2 separate regions of the Mus musculus genome follow, and region 2 is linked to region 1. Evidence: chromatin loops called from intact Hi-C (ENCODE). Cell type or tissue: gastrocnemius. All regions are shown on one strand.

Region 1 (2,500 bases):
TGACCTTTGAAACTGCTCAAAGTTGGAAGGAGGTGGTTCAGTCTAGTAAGTCCTTATCTCCCAGCCTAAGAAGCCAATTCCTTGTTCACTCCAAAGAAAGAAAACCTGGAAGAAAAAAAAATCAGGGGTGAGAATGGGCCTGTTTCTATGTGGGTCATTGAGAATTGGAGGCTCTGCTCACGTGACAGGCTGCCATGCTCTGCAAACTTTTTATGGAAGTTGGGATTGTTTCCCACCCGCCACGCTTACTAAATTGTACAGTGTAGTTGCTAAGCACAGCTCAGAACACAGAAGACAACTCTCCGCGGGCTCAGCGAGCTCAGGACCTACTTCTGGATCTCCATACAATAATGTCTAGTGGTCAACTGGTAGGCTTGAATATAACTCACTTTCCCAGTGGGCAGGGTCTGGCTCAAATAAGGAATGATTGTTGAGTTTTTGTCGACAAACTTCCTGCTTCCACATCTGTACTCTGCCAGTTGTTTGAATTTCTGTCCAGTCACAATAGCTACTGAGCAAGTTATGTCAGCATGGGTTAGAAAGGTTCCTTTATTTCAATGGAAATAGCAGGATAATGTCAGAAGTAGGGATGCATGTCTGAACACAGAGCAACAGGATTCACTTTCGTTTCACAGGCTTGGGGTAGGGAGGTCCCTCTACCTTTTAAAGTCCTCAGAGAAATCTGACATACATTTGGGGACTAGACCATTCTCTTCCCCAGGACTGTAAGGACATTGTGCTAGCACTGGAATAATGCAGTTTATAAAATAGCAAAAACAAAACCAACTAGCTGTATCAGAGAAGTCTTTTTTTTTTTTTTTTTTTGACCTAGAATTTATGGTAAGAATAACTAATTTTAAAGGCAGCGGGCAGGAGAGATGACTTAGCAGTAGGAAGAGCCTGCTGTTGAGTTGGTTCCTGGCACCCATGGCTATTGGGCAGCTGGGCTGGCTGGTTTTATGTCAACTTGCTATAGTCATTTTGGAAGAGGTAGCCTCAGTTAAGAAATGTTCCTACCTGCTTGGCCCATGGGCAAGCCTCCGTGACATTTTCTTGATTGACATGGATGTGTGAGGGCCAGTTCACTGGAGATGGTGCTCCCCTGATCTGTACTGGTCCTCCTGAATGCTTTAAGGAGGCAGCCGAGGAAGCCTCGAGGAGCGAGCCAGGATCATAGTATTCCCCCATGACTTCTCCACTTCCTGCTTTCCAGTTCTTGCCCTGACTTCCTTCAGTGACGGACTACAATATGGAAGTATAAGCTGAAACAAACTCCTTTCTTCCCAAGTTGATTTGGTTGTTGTGTTTTATCACAGCAGCAGATCCCTAAGAGCAGTGGCTCACAACTGCCTGTAATTTCAGCTTCGGGGGCTCCAATGCCCTCTTCTGGCCTTCTTGGGTAAGTGCACTAATAACAATAAAAACAAATCTGAAAGCAAAACCAAAAATAAACCCAACAACATCAGGTTCATGTTCCAGGTCACTGTACTATAAAAACAAACACAACAACAGAAACTAAAAGAAACCCCATTTCTTAATCCTTTATAGAACATTCTGCAAGATAGGGCTCTCATCAACTCAGTAAGCACAAGTATGCACTTGGACTGAAAGGCTTCTAGAAGTTACCGAAGCTGACCAAATATATTGCCCCCACCCAGGCTCCAGTGTGTAAGAAATAAGGACTGTGGAGAGAGACTCTCAGACCAGCTGAGCTGCCTGATCAAAAAGCAGCCCTTTAACCTGTTGACCCTCTGCAGGCTGTGCAGTGTGCTCCAGGGATCCAGTTTTCAATGGCTAACACCCACGACAGCGTGGCTTTTGGTGATGCAATTGTTGCTGTGTCATTTCTGCTTCTGTGAGCAACCCCTTGTCCATACTTCTACAAGTAACTCCAGCAAAGGTCTTTCACCCACTTGGATTTTGGTGGTATCCATGCTCTGCTTCTCTCATTGGTTCCTATTTGGGGTGAGTGGATTTTGTTCACATCTCTCTAGGAATCAGATCACATGACATCCTGAGATGGTGGAAGGAGAGGGCCAAGTCCTGATATATGGAAACTTTGATTTCCATACACACACTGTGGCCAGTTCCTTTCCTCCCTATCCCACACCATGGATAAATACAGTGCTAAAAATAAAAATTCTAGGCCACCTGTCTTAGTTAGGGTTTTACACCTGTGAACAGACAACATGACCAAGGCAACTCTTATAAGGACAACATTTAATTGGGGCAGTCCATGGCAGCTTCCAGGCAGGCATGGTGCAGGAGGAGCTGAGAGTTCTACATCTTCATCTGAGGGCCGCTAGTAAAAGACTGACTTCTAGGCACCTAGACCACCCATAAATGACACATTCCTTCCAACAAGGCCACACCTACTCCAACAAGGCCACACTTCCTACTAGTGCCACTCCCTGGGCCAAGCATATTCAAACCACCACACCATCCTAAATTACAAAGAGATACCTTGTCTAATTCCAGGTGGGTGGTAGAGTTAACAGTT
Region 2 (2,500 bases), 55 kb before region 1:
TAAACAAGCCGAAAGGACAGATGGTACAAATAATGAAACTGAAGTATAGAAAAAGATTGTTTACCAAGACATTTTATGTGAGTGTGGGTGTATGTGCATGTGTGCATTCTTCAGAGAGAGGGGGGGTGCTCATGAGTATTTGAGTACATATGTGATGTATGTACGTAGTATGTGTGCTTTGTACAAGTGTGTGACTGTGTGTGATTTATGCACATGTGTATATGATATGTAGACATGCGAGTGTGATGAATGCATATGAGCGTGTCTATGATGTATGCACATGAGTGTGTGGATACACGTGTGTGTGCAGTCCAGAGCAGGCTGTCCCCTCTAGTCCTCTACTGCTCCTACTGTCTGTCTTGCTACTTTGAGACAGGGTCTCCCAACGAACTTGGAGCTTATCATTTGTTCTCGGCTGACTGGCCAGGAAGCTCTTGGGGCCACACCTGTCTCTTTGCCAAAGCCAGAGGCACCAGCATTCAGTCATGCCTAAGCCATGTGTGGATGCATAAAATTCCAACCCAAGTCCTCATCCTGGCAAAGAAAGCACTCTTACCCACTGAGCTACCTTCCTGCTCCTGAGATATTTCACTTAGTAAAAGTTGTGTAGACATAGGGAGACAGACCTTCACATTGTTTTAGCAACAGGAAATGTGGGATAGGGGTACTTGAGTTCAAATGCAGGTGCTGCCACTCGCAGCCCTGAGGACTCCTGGTCACAATCCTCTAAACTTTCATAATCATTTTTATGAAAATGGAATATCCTCCTCAAAGCATTGATGGGAAGAATAAGTGCAATCTACATTTAAAATCTTAGTATCCAGCAGACTGCATAGGTGTTCTGTGCTAGTATTTTACAACTAAGCACCACCCAGAGTAACATAAGACTTCCAAAAGAGAAAAAAAATGATGGAGAAGTAGGATAATTAATCATAGCATGTTAGCATGTAGCTGCAACCACGTTTCAGGGTGTCAAGCTGATTAGTATGCATTTGGAAACTTACTCTCCTTCAGTCAACCAATCCCTACTAATCATGGTGATTGAAATTTGCACGTTTCAATAATTTCAATCTTCACAAAGTCAATCACAGCCATCATTTCTCATGATGTGCATAGGAACACATAAAATAGGCGGACATATCCAGACCCACTTAAAGACAGGGTTCCGCCAGGGATGAGCCTGAGCCTGCGCTCGTGGTATTTAGGGCACTGGGCCTGTCAGGATGACACTGAATTTTCAGTGCTTACACACACACACACACACACACACACACACACACACACACACACACACACACACACGTATGTGTGGGTGCTTTCCTAAAAGTGTGTTGTCTAAAAGTCAGCCTCAAAATACCACATGCTATAGTTGATCCATGGTGATGGATAATGCACTGAAATTAATGTGAAGATGGTCATTTAAAAAAAAGCAAAACCAAAAACAAATGCAAACGTTTGAAAGAATCATGTTCATATCACTCCAAAAACTGAGAACATCTGGTGCATCAGCTTCCAGAGTCCACGAGGGGGCGCCATTGTCCACCGTATCTGATCTAGCCCCCTAAATCTTGACTACTACTGCTTAAAAACTGTCTCAGAATGTAGTCAACCTTGGGGCTTTCCCCCTAGGTAATTCTGCTTTAAGGAGGGCATCTTCAAGATCTAAACGTTGTTAAACATGTTTGATCGGTGTAAGTCGTGTTGCTTTAGGAATCAGTTTTACTTACAATTCATTTAACAACTCATATTTTAAACGTTTTTAATGTGTGTGTGTATGTATGTATGTGTGAGGAGGGATGAATGTGTGATTATGTGTATATACATTCGTGTGGAGGCCAGAGATTGGTGTTGGACACATTCCTCTCTCCACCTTATTTATTTATTTATTTATTTATTTATTTATTTATTTATTTATTTATTTTGTGGACGCTGATTGGCTACGCTGGCTGGGCATGGAGCTAGGAACATCTATGTCATGTTTTGTTGTGTTTCCCTGTCCCTAAGCCCCAGTTCTTGGGTTATAAATGGGTTATAAATCCCACACATGGCCTTTATGTGGTGGCAAGGTTCGGAACCCTGGCACTCAGGCTTTGGGAGCAGACATTTTACCACTAAGACATCTCCCCAGCCCCTGCCTTTAAAAACTTTTAAAGAGATAAAATTGTGTATACTTATGGTGTACAACATAGTGTGTGTGTGTGTGTGTGTGTGTGTGTGTGTGTGTGTGATGGGTAAATACGCTTAGCTTAGTTTATAGACATTCTATTCTGTGTGGTAAGAACACTTAAACCATGTTCTCCAATCAATTTTCCAACATATAATAATTTCTTATTAACTCTAGTCCCCAAGTGGTACAACAGACCTGTTTAGTTGCTTTCAAAGGTGCCAGGGCAAAATACCTGATTAAGGCACCGGACGGGAGCCAGAGGATCCACTTTGGCTCCTTGCTGCAGGTATGTCTGAGCTGCAGCCTGTGGGCTGCATGCAGCCTGACAGCAAT

What was found. Hi-C counts contacts between places; a loop is a spot of excess contacts. Peaks named below come from ENCODE experiments on the same cell type or tissue, not always from the same donor. Only the 100,000 strongest peaks of a DNase experiment are listed, where the experiment ranks them.
Region 2: a loop joins it to region 1, with 8 times the contacts of the local background. A loop is called at or near these places in 29 of 42 quality-filtered maps.

Annotation. Positions count from the first base shown.
Region 1 is chr17:44,075,121-44,077,620 of GRCm38, reverse strand. No RefSeq gene overlaps it. Among named protein-coding and RNA genes, the nearest start is that of Enpp5, 2.4 kb to the left of the region's middle. In gastrocnemius, a CTCF peak has its summit at 1,392 (motif pointing left); no DNase peak of the experiment used is centred here; H3K4me3 peaks cover 935 bases; H3K27ac peaks cover 1,138 bases.
Region 2 is chr17:44,129,669-44,132,168 of GRCm38, reverse strand. No RefSeq gene overlaps it. Among named protein-coding and RNA genes, the nearest start is that of Enpp4, 25 kb to the right of the region's middle. In gastrocnemius, a CTCF peak has its summit at 1,523 (motif pointing right); a DNase peak (open chromatin) is centred at 1,536.